2 separate regions of the Homo sapiens genome follow, and region 1 is linked to region 2. A link is an interaction called in ENCODE POLR2A ChIA-PET data of the cell type or tissue named here. Cell type or tissue: OCI-LY7. All regions are shown on one strand. Links, peaks and the distances in the headings refer to the core of each region. The heading gives the core; the rest is flanking DNA.

Region 1 (8,201 bases), core at 1,419-6,418, 150 kb after region 2:
TATCCAGAATCTACAAGGAACTTAAACACATTTACAAGAAAAAACACAACCCCATCAAAAAGTGGGCAAGGGACATGAATGGACACTCTCAAAAGATGACATTTATGCAGCTGACAAACATGAAAAAGTGCTCATCATCACTTGTCATTAGAGAAATGCAAATCAAAACCACAAAGAGATACCATCTCACACCAGTCAGAATGACAATTATTAAAAAGTCAAGAAACAACAGCTGCTGGCAAAGCTGTGGAGAAATAGGAACACTTTTACACTGTTGGTGGGAATGTAAATTAGTTCATTGTGGAAGACAGTGTGGCAATTCCTCAAAGACCTAGAACCAGAAATACCATTTGACCCAGCAATCTCATTACTGGGTGTATACCCAAAGGAACAGAAATCATTCTATTACAAAGATATATGCATGCATATGTTCATTGCAGCACTATTCACAATGGCAAAGACATGGTACCAACCCAAATGCCCATCAACGATAGACTGGATAAAGAAAATGTGGTACATATACACCATGGGATACTATGCAGCCATAAAAAGGAATAAGCTCATGTCCTTTGTAGGGACATGGATGAAGCTGGAAGCCATTATTCTCAGCAAACTAACACAAGAACAGAAAACCAAACACTGCATCTTCTCATAAGTGGGTGGGAACTAAACAATGAGAGCACGTGGACACAGGGAGGGGAACAGCACACCCTGGGGCCTGTTGGGGGATGGGGGGAAGGAGTGTATCAGGATAAATAGCTAATGCATGCTGGGCTTAATATCTAGGTGATGAGTTAATAGGCAGCAAACCACCATGGCACGTTTACCTATGTAACAAACCTGCACATTCGGCACATGTATCCCAGAACTTTATAAAAAGGAAAAAAGCATTTATTTATTTATTTATTTATTTATTTATTTATTTATTTATTGAGATGGAGTCTCGCTCTGTCATCAGGCTGGAGTGCAGTGGCACTATCTCAGCTCACTGCAACCTCTGCCTCCTGGGTTTAAGTGATTCTCCTGCCTCAGCCTCCCGGGTCGCTGGGATTACAGGCATGTGCCACCACACCCAGCAAATTTTGTTTTTTAGTAGAGACGGGGTTTCACCATTTTGGTCAGGCTTGCTCAAACTCCTGACCTCAGGTGATCCACCCGCCTCGGCCTCCCAAAATGCTGGGATTATAGGTGTGAGCCACCGCGCCCGGCAACTAAGAAGCATTTAATAAAGGGAAGCCAACAGGAATGTTGTGATACAGTTGCCACCTCCCAGCCTAAAGAGGCAAGAGAGGGGGACCAGTTACTGGGACTGAAGAGAAGAGCTAAATGGATAGGACTTCCTCAAAGAAGCTGTGACCTTAGTTGGAAGATACAGCCAACTAACAGCAATCCAGGTGGAGACCGATAAAAGACCGAGAAATATTCAGCCTCATTTCCGCATCCCCTTTGATGTCCTACTAGTCTCTCTTTTCCCCTCTCTCCCCAGGCAGAGGGCAAATGAACCTGTCATCTATACAGATCAGCCTTTTGGGGACAGAGCAGAACAGAGAATAGCGTGTGGGAAACAGAAAACATCCTGTACCACTGCAGATGCCTTTTTTTTCAGATGACTGCTTGGGATTAGTGTTCTACAGAACACACTGGGAAAAGTTGACATTATTCATTTTTTAAAGATATCCAAACTGACACATACATATACACACATGTTCTGTTTTTTTAGAGGTGGCAATACACACAATTTTTGGAAGTGATAATATAATGGAGGTATCTACAGTAATATGAAATAGCTCATTCATTCAATTTCAATTTAATTATTTTATTTTATTTTATTTTATTTTATTTTATTTTATTTTATTTTATATTTTTTTGAGATGGAGTCTCGCTCTGTCACCTAGGCCGAAGTGCAGTGGTTGTGATCATGGCTCACTGCAACCTCTGCCTCCTGGGTTCAAGCAACTCTCCTGCCTCAGCCTCCTGAGTAGCTGGGACTACAGGCATATGCCACCACGCCAACTAATTTTTATGTTTTTTTTTTTTTAGTAGAAATGAGGTTTCCCCATGTTGGCCATGCTGGTCTTGAACTCCTGATCTCAGGTGATCCTCCCGCGTTGGCCTCCCAAACTGCTGGGATTACTTTTAAAGAGTTTCTGCACAGCAAAAGAAACTATCATCAGAGTGAACAAACAACCTACAGAATGGGAGGAAATTTTTGCAGTCTATCCGTCTGACAAAGGTCTAATATCCAGAATCTACAAGGAACTTAAACACATTTACAAGAAAAAACACAACCCCTTCAAAAGGTGGGCAAGGTACATGAACAGACACTCTCAAAAGATGACATTTGGCCAGCAGCGGTGGCTCATGCCTGTAATCCCAGCACTTTGGGAGGCCGAGGCCGGTGGATCACGAGGTCAGGAGATGGAGACCATCCTGGCTAACACCGTGAAACCTCCGTCTCTACTAAAAATACAAAAAATTAGCCAGGCGTGGTGGTGGGCGCCCTAGTCCCAGCTACTCAGGAGGCTGAGGCAGGAGAATGCCGTGAACATGGGAGGCGGAGGTTGCAGTGAGCCAAGATCACACCACTGCACTCCAGCCTGGGAGACAGAGCAAGACTCCGTCTCAAAAAAAAAGAGATGACATTTACGCAGCCACCGTGCCTGGCCATTACTTTCCAATCATGAAAAAAAAAATAAAGATTTTATAGTGAAATGATAAAAAGAATTGCCCTTGGGAACTTCTTTAGTTACAGGCATGAGCCGCTGCACCCGGCTGTCAAGTGTTGATTTTTGGGGGAGTGACAATATAATGTCCATTTCACTTCTGACTTGCAGAATATAGTCACAAACTTGGTCATTTTTTGCAAAAATATTTCAGGACTTTAATTTTTCCAAAGGCCAGCCTTAGCCAGTTATTATTTAGATAATTTTGTCTTGAAGCATCTAATACAGCATCCATATAAATTTTCATTTGTTTCCATTTTTAATTGACTTAACTCTGCTAGATCCTTATCTGACAATAACTTTTGTTATTATTTGAGCAGTTCTCAAACATCACTTTCATTGACTTTGTCAGTCTAAACAACAGAGAGAGGCTCTCTAAAAGAAAAGGTACTTATTTGGGAATAGGGCATTGCAGTGAGATTATTCATGCCAGAGTAAACTATGTGCATATTCAGGGAGGTAAAGGAACACAAAGGTTTTTAAGAAAAGAATGAGGATGACATAATTGTTTTCAAATAATTATCTTTGGCTGCAAAGATCAATAACAAGGGTGACGTCAGTCCAGGATTGGATAGTCAGTTGCTGGGCAGATGTCCTTGCAAAAGAATTTGTTGTGTAAGGTTGCAATGGCCTTTGTGCAAGGTTGGTTTTTGTAGTCTTTGTGATAGTCTTTGTTATCAAGCATAAAAGCATGAGAACCCTCTCTTCATGGCCTTTCCTGGCTCTAGAGTTTTGTTGCTGTTTTTGTTGTTCTGACGTTAATGATTGCATTTTGATTCTGACAACTTTCACAACTTCATAAAATTCAGCAACTTAAATTCCAGTTTCACTTGTTTACATTGTGTTATTGGCTACATTCATTGGCAAGAAGACCAATAAATAGGTTTGGATATACTGGACACTACTAGTGCTAAAATAAAGACCATTTTACAAGTGGACGTGCACTAGAACTTCATTAACATAGGAACTCAAAACAATGAATATACAGCTAAAAGCCCCTAGATTGAAGGAATAAGCAACAGAGTTCAACTAGATCAAATGGGACTTGGGTAGGTGTGATTCATTATAATTCTTTTATTCAGTTACCTGTTTATTAGAGACCTGCCCACACTAGAGGCCAAAAAATAGTGTTGATAAGATGATGCCACAGAACTTCACCAGTAACTTCCATTTCTTGTCAATGAAGAATCCAGCCTGAGAGAACTAACTCAACAGCAGGTTTCTTTAATTATCATAATAATGCAAAATCTGTAACATGATAAAATCTGCAACCAGGCTTGCCCCCAGTTTCAGCACACTGTATCTAAATATCTGTTTCCTTTGCAAGGAAACTGTTTCAGAAAAATCTCTACTGAGGTATTTCCCCTAACTTGAATGCAATCATAAGAAAAACAGACAGTTGGCCGGGTGCAGTGGCTCATGCCTGTAACCCCAGCACTTTGGGAGGCTGAGACAGGTGGATCACCTGAGGTCAGAAGTTCGAGACCAGCCTGGCCAACATGGTGAAACCCTGTCTCTACTAAGAATACACAAATTGGCCGGGTGTGGTAGTGCATGCCTGTAGTCCCAGCTACTCAGGAGGCTGAGGCAGGAGAATCACTTGAACCTGGGAGGCGGAGGCTGCAGTGAGCCAAGATCATGCCACTGTACTCCAGCCTGGGTGAGACAGAGCAAGACTCCATCTCAAAAAAAAAAAAAAAAAAAAAAAAAATCAGAGAGTTACCGGGCACGATGGCTCACGCCTGTAATCCCAGCACTTTGGGAAGCTGAGGCAGGCAGATCACGAGGTCAGGAGATCGAGGCCATCCTGGCTAACATGGTAAAACTCCGCCTCTACTAAAAATACAAAAAATAATAATAATAATAACCAGGCGTGGTGGCACGTGCCTGTAGTCCTAGCTACTCCGGAGGCTGAGGCAGGAAAATTGCTTGAACCCGGCAGGCAGAGGTTTCAGTGAGCTGAGATCATGCCACTGCACTTCAGAGCGAGACTCCATCTCAAAAAAAAAAAAAGAAAAAAAAAGAAAAGAAAAAATCGGGCAGAATGCTAAAAAAACAGCTCTGTAAATGTTTGTTCTTTTCTGTTTTACTAGTTAGTATTTTACATCTATGACTTAATTTTTATCATGTATGCTAGGATCTTAAATTTTCAGTCTTGAGGGAGCTATTCAGTTTTTCAATTTGCTAGAATCCAGAAATCATGCATTAATTCCATAGACACTCATTGCATGAATATTACATCCTATGTATCAGGCAACGAAGACAAAGTGGTGAGGACAAACCCAGTCATTGCCTTCGTGGAATTTAGACTAGCAGGTCGAAATTTAAACATGAACTACTGGCTATAGTATAATAAAAACAAGTAATCTAAACCAAAACAACTTCTCCTTAGAGGTTCTGGATTGCAAAAGAAACATTAAAATGCCCCTGCTGCAAAAGTATATTCAAATAATTTTCATGGGTAGCTAGCTATCAGCTGGATGCTATTAAGATACAGATTTAAAGAAAGCGAATATTGGCCAGGCATAGTGGCTCATGCCTGTAATCCCACCACTTTGGGAGGCCGAGGAGGGTGGATCAGCTGAGGGTCAGGAGTTTGAGAACAGCCTGGCCAATATGGTGAAACCCTGTCTCTACTAAAAATACAAAAATTAGCTGGGCATGGTGGCAGGCACCTGTAATTCCAGCTACTTGGGAGGCTGAGGCAGGAGAATCACTTGAACCCAACAGGCAGAGGTTGCAGTGAGCCAAGGCCTCACCATTGCACTACAGCCTGGGGCAACAAGAGTGAAACTCCATCTCAAAAAAAGAAAAAAAGGAAAGAAAAACAAAGCAAATATTTAGACATTAATTAAATAATACTTGTAGTTATGCTAGTTAAAATATGCTATGTATAAAAATAAATACAGCCAGGTTTGATAGTGCTCGTTGGTGCATCTGAATATTCAAACCCGTCACAGAAATGCAGCTCGAAAAGTAAAAACTTGACAGGATAAACTTCCAAGTATAAATATTGGCATTAAGTTGCTTGCCTGGCTGCATATATAAATCAGGCTGTTCCTTGTAGAAGAAGATCTAAAATTTACCAACAATTTCTATTTGAAAAATGAAACCAAAGTCTAGAAATACTACTATGGTCCACCAGTCAGGTTTGGGTTTATGGTCAGGGGAAGGATGAAGGCTTGACCTAAGTCCATAAAACATTGGGTCAATGTGGTAGCTAGTTCCTAAGATGGCGCCTAACGGTCCTTGCCTCATTGTATTTATACCCATCAGTGGTCCCTTTTCCATGTTGTATCAGAGTTAGTCTGTGTGACCATCAGAATATGGCAGAAGCGATGGTGTGTCTTTTCTGAGATTAGGTTATAAAAGACTGAAGCTTCTATCTTAGGCTTTCATTTTTCGGGAAGCTAGCTGCCACATCTTGCTGTTAACTAAGCACCCTATGGAAAGGCCCATGTGGAAAGAAAATGAGATTTCTAGCTTCAGCCAGTGAGGCATGAGCTCAGCCAAACACCGAGTAAACTTGGAAGCAGACCCTCTAGACTTCAGATAATTGCAGCAACCTTCAGCCAGAAACATGCAACTAAGCTGCTTCTGGATTCCTCACCCACAGAAACTTTTTTTTTTTTTTTGAGGCAGGGTCTCGCTCTATGGCCCAGGATAGAGCGCAGTGGTGCGATCTCAGCTCACTGCCACCTCCGCCCCGAGTTCAAACAGTTAATTCCAGGCGCACGCCACCATGCTCCGCAAATAATTTTTGTACTTTTAGCAGAGACAGGGTTTCACCATGTTGGCCAGGTTGGTCTCAAACTCCTGAACTCAAGTGATCTGCCCGCCTCAGCCTCCCAAAGTGTTGGGATTACAGGCATGAGCCACGGCTCCAGGCCTGGATATCTGATGTACAGAAACTTTGAGATAAATGTTTGTTGTTTTAAGTTGCAAAATGTAGGAGTAATTTGTTATGCAGCAATAGATACCTAATACAACACCCCCCACCATACTAGATAATTTGAAGCAAACCCCAGAAGCAATATCATTTCATCTGAATATATTTCATTGTGGATTTCTAAAAAATAATTTCTTTTTTCTAAACATACCATCATATTATCACACTTAGAAATGAACAATAACTGCTTAATATAATCAAGTATCCAATGTATCTAATCACTGCTCAAGTTTCTTTATCTCATTTTTTTTAAGTTTATTCAATTTAGGATTCAAATAATTTCCATACATTGCAACTGGTTGGTATATTTCTTTTATAGGTTCTTTCTCAATTTTTTTTTGCAATTTATTTGTTGAAAAAATTGGGTTGTTTGTCCTGTAGATATCCTATATTCTAGATTTTGCTGACTGCATTCACAGGGTGGATTTTTTTATGTATATATTTTTAAAAACTTTTTTCTCAAATGGATTCTGACAGTTCAATGGTGCTATTGAACATGCTCCTCTCTCTTGTATTTTCTGTAAATTGGTAATGACAGAGACTTGTTCAGATTAAGAGTTTTTTGTCTGCTTGATAATATTGCATTGTAGGTGGCACTTTTATTAGGAGGCACATAGTGTTAGATAGCTCCTTTTTGGGAATTTTTTTTTTCCGAGTTGGAGTTTTGCTCTTGTTGCCCAGGTTGGAGTGCATTGGTGCGATCTCAGCTCACTGCAACCTCTGCCTCCCGGGTTCAAGTGATTTTCCTGTCTCAGCCTCCTGAGTAGCTGGGATTACAGGTGCCCATCACCACGCCCAGCTAATTTTGTATTTTTAGTGGGGGTTTCATCATATTGGTCAGGCTGGTCTCGAACTCCTGACCTCAGGTGATCCACCCGCCTCAGCCTCCCAAAATGCTGGGATTACAGGCGTGAGCCACCACACCTGGCTTCCCCTCATTATCTATATGCATACAAGAAAGGCAGAATAAATGTATGATATGTGTTCTTTATCAGATTTCAAAATAATGAGTTGGTTTCCTTCTGTGCCCTGAAGATGATCAGTAGGGTTTTTTAAAGCATCATTATGAATTTATGGCTTTAAACATATTTGTTGCACTTTAATCTATTGCAATAGATTAATCCATTATTCATATTAGTGGTCAAATCATCCTGTCTTTGAACAGTGGCAGCTTCTTCAAGTTGGCACCATGTGTTTTTGATATGATCCCAGTAGAATTGATCATTTCTTTGCTTTTTATTATGACATGATGATTTAGCCTCATCATATACTTATTCTGGTCCATATCTAGAATCAGTCATTCCTCCAAGAAGCATCAATTCCATTTATTTGGAAATGGTATTTATAACACAGTCTGCGTAATACATGTTATTTTTACTGGGTTGGTCATTATCTCCAGGTCTTTTCAGTGGACAAAGGTAAAAAAAATACTTTTAAAAAAGAAGCATAACCACAAAAAAGAATGAAATCATATCCTTTGCAGCAATGTGGGTGGAGCTGGAGGTCATTATCATAAGTGAACTAACTCA
Region 2 (8,201 bases), core at 1,517-6,516:
TTGTTTTGTTTTTGTTTTTTTGAGACAGAGTCTCACTCTCTCGCCCAGGATGGGCCACTGTGCCGGCCTTAATAAATGTTTCTTGAATTGACTCTAGTGAAGAAAAGGAACTCAAAGCCCTGTTAATTGTAGAAGCCATAGCAGGATTCTATAATGATTGCTGGAGTCAAAATGTATTTGCTGAAATTCCAGAAATCCTAAAAGCATTTTTCCTCTCATAAGAATTAGTACAGGCTGGGCACAGTGGTTCACGCCTGTAATCCCAGCACTTTGGGAGGCTGAGGCGGGCGGATTTGAGGTCAGGAGTTCGAGACCAGCCTAGCCAACATAGTGAAACCCTGTCTCTACTGAAAATACAAAAATGAGCCAGGTGTGGTGGTGGGCACCTGTAATCCCAGCTACTTGGGAGGCTGAGGCAGGAGAATCCCTTGAGCTCCGGAGGCGGAGGTTGCAGTGAGTCGAGATCACGCCACTGCATTCCAGCCTTGGTGACAGAGTGAGACTATCTCAAAAAATATATATATATAGTACAATAACCTACTTATCTCTCCCAAATTTAGTCTCTCTCCGTACTCTAATCTCTGTCCACACTGCCATGAAAATTACTTTTTGAAATCTCACAGTTCATTAGGTCTACATTGTACTAAAGACTATTTGGCATTTCTTACACGGTATGAGTATATATGTATATAATTCAAAAGAAACTATTTTTGGCCAGGTGCGGTGGCTCATGCCTGTAATCCCCACACTTTGGGAGGCCAAGGTGGGTGGATCACTTGAGGTCAAGAGTTTGAGACCAGCCTGACCTACACGGTGAAACTGTCTCTACAAAAAACACAAAAATCTAGGCATTACCATTCAGGACATAGGCATGGGTAAGGACTTCATGTCTAAAACACCAAAAGCAATGGCAACAAAAGCCAAAATTGACAAATGGGATCTAATTAAACTAAAGAGCTTCTGCACAGTAAAAGAAACTACCATCAGAGTGAACAGGCAACCTACAGAATGGGAGAAAATTTTTGCAACCTACTCATCTGACTAAGGGCTAATATCCAGAATCTACAATGAACTCAAACAAATTTACAAGAAAAAAACAAACAACCCCATCAAAAAGTGGGCGAAGGACATGAACAGACACTTCTCAAAAGAAGACATTTATGCAGCCAAAAAACACATGAAAAAATGCTCATCATCACTGGCCATCAGAGAAATGCAAATCAAAACCACAATGAGATACCATCTCACACCAGTTAGAATGCCAATCATTAAAAAGTCAGGAAACAACAGGTGCTGGAGAGGATGTGGAGAAATAGGAACACTTTACACTGTTGGTGGGACTGTAAACTAGTTCAACCCTTGTGGAATTCAGTGTAGCAATTCCTCAGGGATCTAGAACTAGAAATACCATTTGACCTAGCCATCCCATTACTGGGTATATACCCAAAGGACTATAAATCATGCTGCTATAAAGACACATGCACACGTATGTTTATTGTGGCATTATTCACAATAGCAAAGACTTGGGACCAACACAAATGTCCAACAATGATAGACTGGATTAAGAAAATGTGGCACATATACACCATGGAATACTATGCAGCCATCAAAAATGATGAGTTCATATCCTTTGTAGGGACATGGATGAAATTGGAAATCATCATTCTCAGTAAACTATCGCAAGAACAAAAAACCAAACACCGCATATTCTCACTCATAGGTGGGAATTGAACAATGAGAACACATGGACACAGGAAGGGGAACATCACACTCTGGGGACTGTTGTGGGGTGGGGGCAGTGGGGAGGGATAGCATTAGGAGATATACCTATAGCTAAATGACGAGTTAATGGGTGCAGCACACCAGCATGGCACGTGTATACATATGTTAACTAACCTGCATATTGTGCACATGTACCCTAAAACTTAAAGTATAATAATAATACAATTAAAAATAATAATAATTAAAAAAACACAAAAATTAGCCAGGCGTGGTGGCGTGAGCCCATAATCCCAGCTACCGGGAGGTGGAGGTTGCAGTGATCCCAGATCGTGCCACTGCACTCCGGCCTGGGCGACAGAGTGTGATTCTGTCTCATTAAAAAAAAAAAAATTTTTTTAAATTTCATGCCTGTAAAATAAAGTCTGAAGTATGGGACAGGAGGTCATTTTACATTCTTGTTCCAAACAGTCTTTCCAGGCACATCTCCTGCCACTGCCTTCCAACCACTCTTGTCCTCCACCTCTTCTCAATTCTAATTCCCCCCATCTATTTTCTTTCCCAGACTAAATATGCATGTTCACTTCTCTAGTTCTTTGGAATTCCCTCTGGTAGAAAAGCTCTCCCTTTAAGTCCCACCCCACTGCATCATTTGTCAAAGCTCTACTCTTCTTTAAGGTCCAATTCAGATATCGAACCTTCTCTCTATATACACATACTCCAATGTGGTCAGAATTTATTATCCATTCTTTTATGTTTCTATAGCCCTTCATTTATACATCTCTTCTAGCTTTGAAATCTCTGCCTTTTTGTTCATTGTGCTTATTTTTCATTTATTCAACATTCATTCAAAAAATATTTATTGTCTACTATATTCCAGGTGCTGGTATCTGTTTTAAAAAGACAAACATAGGTTCCTCCACCACTAAAACAGTCTTCTAAGTCCTCATGGAGTTCAGATTCTACTTGTAAGTTCTGAGTTTTTTGTATGTCAGTATTGATAGGGACAGCAGACAGCCAAGGGACCCTGGGGAAACCCTGGCTGCCTTCAAGCCTAAAACCAGACTGCTGGTCCCGGATGAAGGCTGCCCTTTCCTGACTGATTCTCCCTGCATAATGCCCACCTACGCCCTGGGAGGACGGGGTGGAGCCTCGCGAAGTTCAGGCCGTTTGTAGGTGGAGGAGCCTGGCCTCCTCAGTTCCTGTGTGGTGACTTGGCATTCAATCTGTGAGGCAGGAAACCTGCTATCAGGACTCTTTCTCACTTTGCTGAGAATTCCTCTTTCCTTTTTTTCTCTTCACCGAATAAACCCTATAATGTGTCTGTCTGCCTAAATTTTCCTGATCGTGTATTGAGAACCCGGTTTTTCTACAATAGTATCACCTTCCCCAGTACCAAACAATTTCCTTCCTGTATAGAGCAGGCACTCTACAGCTATGACTGCCTGTTTCTCCTTTCCCTAGATATCCATTTGTCTAAAATTAACAAGGTGTAGGCACCAGAGGCGACAGAGGGCTCAGGTGTGGTGGGTTGGGTGGGGGCCCGCTGAACTGACCAGCGGCATTTCAGCTCATTTACCCCCACCCATCAAAACCCTGGAGCCAGGTCCGTTCAGCCGACCGTCACCATGACCAACGCAGATAGCGAGGGCGGAAACCTCCGCCACCAGCTGGACAGCAACAAACAGGACCTGAGCCTCAGCAACCTGGATGAAGACCCGGTCAAGGAGCTGGCTGCCCTTCCAAAGACTACCACACTGGATCTGTCTTGTAATAAATGACTATTGTGCCGGGCACGGTGGCTCACGCCTGTAATCCCAACACTTTGAGAGGCCGAGGAGGACGGATCACCTGAGGTCAGAAGTTCAAGACCAGCCTGACCAACACGGAGAAACCCTGTCTCTACTAAAATACAAAAAAAATTTGCCAGGCGTGGTGGTGCATGCCTGTAATTCCAGCTACTCGGGAGGCTGAGGCAGGAGAATCGCTCTAACCTGGGAGGCCGAGGTTGCAGTGAGCCGAGATTGCGCATTGCACTCCAGCCTGGGCAACAAGAGTGAAACTCCATCTCAAAAAAATAAATAATGACTATTCTCCCGTCGGATTTCTGTGGCCTCACACACCTGGCGAAGCTAGACCTTAGAAAGAACAAGCCGCAGCACCCACCAGCAGACTTGGGCCGTTTGGTCAACCTCCAGCACCTGGCTCTCCTCAACAACAGGCTGGTCACCTTGTCGTCAGCTTTGCTCAGCTGAAGAACCTGAAGTGGCTGGACCTGAAGAATAACCTCTGGATCCCGGCCTGGCCAAGGTGGCAGGTGATTGCTTGGGTGAGAAGCCATGGAAACAGCATGCAAACAAGGCATCACAACACATGAAGGCTGTACAGACAGACCACAAGTGGGAGAGGCAGCAGGGTTGGAAGTAGAACGAGAGGCAGAGAAGTATGAGGCAAAGCAGCGAGCTAAGGAAGCTCAGGAGAGGAAATGCGGAAGCGGGAGAAGGCAGAGGAGAAAGAGTGCCAGAGAAAGGAGTATGATGCCCTCAAAGCAGCCAAGCGGGAGCAGATCATACCTACCAAGGAAACAAATTAGGCCCCCAAATCTAAGTCCGAATCCTGCCCCTGCAAGCCACTCCCCCGGAAGCACACTCGTTTCTGGGCTGTGCTGAAACTGCTGCTGCTGCTGCTTTGTGCAGCGGGGGCGCTGGTTGCTTGTCAGGTGACACAGCTACAGCAGCTGCCCCTTTGTGTCCGGAATAATGGGTTCTTGGTCTTGCTGACTTCCAGAATGAAGCTGCGGACCCTCGCGGTGAGTGTTACAGTTCTTAAAGATGGTGTGTCCAGAGTTTGTGCTTTCAGATGTTCAGATGCGTCCGGAGTTTCTTCCTTCTGGTGGGTTTGTGGTCTCACTGACTTAAGAAGTGAGGCGCAGACCTTTGCTGTGAGTGTTACAGCTCTTAAAGACAGCGCATCTGGAGTTGTTTGTTCCTCATGTCCGGAGTTGTTGGTCCCTCCCAATGCGTTTGTTCGTCCCTCCCAATGCGTTTGTTCGTAGTCTCACTGGCTTCAGGAGTGAAGATGCAGACCTTCACGGTGAGTGTTATAGCTCATAAAGGCGGCGTAGACCCAAAGAGTGAGCAGCAGTAAGATTTATTGCAAACAGAGAAAGAACAAAGCTTCCACAGCACAAAAGGGGACCTGACCGGGTTGCTGCTGCTAGCTCGGGCAGCCTGCTTTTATTCCCTTATCTGGCCCCACCCACATCCTGATGATTCGTCCATTTTACAGAGAGCTGATTGGTCCGTTTTGACAGGGTCCTGATTGGTGCATTTACAATCCCTGACCTAGACACAGAGTGCTGATTGGTATACTTACAATCCTCTAGCTAGACATAAAAGTTCTCCAAGTCCCCACTAGATTAGCTAGACACAGAGCACTGATTGGTGTGTTTACAAACCTTGAGCTAGACACAGAGTGCTGACTGGTACGTTTACAAACCTTGAGCTAGACACAGAGTGCTGATTGCTGCATTTACAAACCTTGAGCTAGACACAGAGTGCTGATTGCTGCATTTACAATCCTTTAGCTAGCCATAAAAGTTCTCCAAGTCCCCACCAGATTAGCTAGATACAGAGTGCTGATTGGTGCATCCACAAACCCCGAGCTAGACACAGAGTGCTGATTGGTGCATATACAATCCTCCAGCTAGACATAAAAGTTCTCCAAATCCCCACCCAACTCAGGAGCCCAGCTGGCTTCGCCTAGTGGATCCCACGCCAGGACCACGGGTGGAGCTGCCCACCAGTCACCCACCCACACTCCTCAACCCTTGGCGATGGGACCAGGCACTGTGGAGCAGGCGGCGGTGCCCGTCAGGGAGGCTCGGACCATGTGGGAGCCCACCGCGTGGGGGCTCAGGCATGGCAGGCTGCAGGTCCTGAGCCCTGCCCCATGGGGAGGTGGCTGAGGCCTGGTAAGAATTCAAGCCGGGTGCGGACAAGCCAGCAGTGCTGGGGGACCCGGTGCCCCCTCCACAGCTACTGGCCCGGATGCTAAGCCCCTCATTGCCCAGCGCCAGTGGCGCTGGCAGGCTGCTCTGAGTGCGGGGCCTGCCGAGCCCGCGCCCACCTGGAACTGGTGCTGGCCCGCGAGCACGCAGCCCTGGTTGCCACCCGCGCCTCTCCTTCCACACCTCCCTGCACGCAAAGGGAGCCAGCTCCAGCTTCTGCCAGCCCAGAGAGGGGTTCCCACAGTGCAGCGGTGGGCTGAAGGGCTCCTCAAGTGCGGCCAGAGCAGATGCCAAGGCCGAGGAGGCACCAAGAGCAAGTGAGGGCTGCTAGCACATTGTCACCTCTCACCTTTGCACCAGCGTGAACACCATCTGTGACAATGTGGTCCAGGGTCTGCACCACCATGAGATCCTCCAGACCGACTCTCAGCAGTGAGCTTGTCCCCAGCACCTGCTGCCTCCCAGCCTTGGAGCTTGGATTCCTATGGAATTGGGCTCTGCTGGACACAAACTCTTTTTAGCATCAGACCTACCTGCCATCATCAAATGGCTGCTGATTGGTACTTGAGACCTCCTCTTTGTAGGACTTCTTCATTCCTTAGTCAGGGTTTCCTGGTGGAATGAGGAGAAATGGGAGGTGGTGGGGGACAGTTACCTGCATGCCTAAAGGAATAGGCTTGGGGGTGGGGAGAAAGAAAACATAGCCATTTCTAGTTGTTACACAAAGCTGTGTAAAGGCTCATTTCTACTAAATGGTCAGCTGTCACCAAAAAAAAAAAAAAGTGTCATGAGACCTTTATGAAACATGCCAATAGGGTATGGGAATTATCTAACTATTTTGAAGGAATCTAAGTAATTAAACAAAAAATGCCACTGTCCTAACTAATAGCAGTTAACCAACTCATAATAGGAGTCACCCAGAGAATTTTTTATCATCTAGAAGTAATGGCTTGTTTCATTACTGGATGATGATGCCTCTCGAGTCTTTATTATGCACCAGGCACTGTCTGAGAGCTTTCAGTATTCACTCATTTAATCTTCTCAACAACTCTAAGTAGTATGTTATCTCTTTTTCAAAAAAAAAATAGATATGGAAACAGAAAGATGAGTTAAATTCTTTGCCCAAGATAACAAAACTGGCAAGGGATGGAGCTGGCATTTGAACTCAGGGAGGCTAGCTTCAAATTCTGTGTTCTCCACTACACATTAATGATGTAGACAGTGAAAATCTTTCCCAATGTGTGATAGACTAAAATCATTGATAGATGATTACTAATGCAAGAAGACTGTTACACAAGTGGTTGTAATTTCTGTTGGGCTCTTTATATGTAAGGAATAGAGATGTATTCTGTTTATTCAAAGTAGTGTAACATGAGGAAGGATAGCAATATAAGTTAACACATACACGGAACTCAGGGAAAGCAGGAATCACTTAGAATCTGCCTCATAGAGCCAGAAACTAGAAGGCCATTCAGATTTTTAAACTTCCCTAGGGACCTGAGAAGCAGGACTTTATGAATTTTTCTTACTCTAACATTCCACCGTTAACATATCTGCTCCTGTCTGACCCCTTCTTTTACTGTTATCAACTGGTTTTCTTTTCATTCTTCTCAGTTAAATCCCTGAGAAGAATCTGGTTGAATCAGCACAAAAATACTTAGATGGAGCCTTTTTTCCCAGGCCCACTCCTGAAGAACTAGCATGCCATGGCTGACTGTGCTTGAGTCCAATTCCCTCTGTAGCCAACCAACGAAAGGCTGGAAGGAGGGAAAGGACAAGGTCACTTTGTCCAAAACAGTTGAGCTGATGCAAGGTCTGGGCATGGGTAGCTTCCATGGAAAAGTGCCATTTGCAGGGCAGACACTCTTGTATAAGAATCTCATAGCCTGGCGCGGTGGCTTTTGCCTGAATCCCAGCACTTTGGAAGGCCGAGGTGGGCGGATCACCTGAGGTCAGGAGTTCGAGACCAGCCTGACCAACGTGGTGAAACTCCATCTCTACAAAAAATGCAAAAATTAGCTGGGTGTGGTGGCAGGTGCCTGTAATCCCAGCTACTCAGGAGGCTGAGGCAGGAGAATCACTTGAAGCTGGGAGGTAGAGGTTGCAATGAGCAGAGATCGCGTCATTGCACTCCATCCAGGGTGACAGAGGGAGACTCCGTCTCAAAAAAATAAAAATAATCTCATGCTGGTCAGGCACGGTGGCTCACGCCTGTAATCTCAGCACTTTGGGAGGCCAAGGCGGGCAGATCACTTGAGGTCAGGAGCTCGCGACCAGCCTGGCCAACATGGTGAAACCCCATCTCTAATGAAAATACAAAAAAATAGCCAGTGTGGTGGCAGGCGCTTGTAGTCCCAGCTACTTGGGAGGCTGAGGCACAAGAATCGCTTGAACCTGGAAGGTGGAGGTTGCAGTGAGCAGAGATCCTGCCACTGCACTCCAGCCTGGGTGACAGAACAAGACCCTGTCTCAA

What was found. ChIA-PET counts read pairs that join two places held together with the same protein. Peaks named below come from ENCODE experiments on the same cell type or tissue, not always from the same donor. Only the 100,000 strongest peaks of a DNase experiment are listed, where the experiment ranks them.
Region 1: POLR2A ChIA-PET joins it to region 2 with 6 read pairs; 3 of 35 experiments call an interaction of 5 or more read pairs at or near these places.

Annotation. Positions count from the first base shown.
Region 1 is chr6:63,586,858-63,595,058 of GRCh38, forward strand. No RefSeq gene overlaps it. Among named protein-coding and RNA genes, the nearest start is that of PTP4A1, 18 kb to the left of the region's middle. RefSeq lists an enhancer at 3,087-3,381. In OCI-LY7, for the core only: no CTCF peak of the experiment used is centred there; no DNase peak of the experiment used is centred there.
Region 2 is chr6:63,437,419-63,445,619 of GRCh38, forward strand. It overlaps a transcript of LGSN not described here and the pseudogene LOC642554. Among named protein-coding and RNA genes, the nearest start is that of LGSN, 120 kb to the left of the region's middle. In OCI-LY7, for the core only: CTCF peaks have their summits at 4,451 and 4,651; DNase peaks (open chromatin) are centred at 4,413 and 4,963; H3K4me3 peaks cover 1,209 bases; H3K27ac peaks cover 1,027 bases.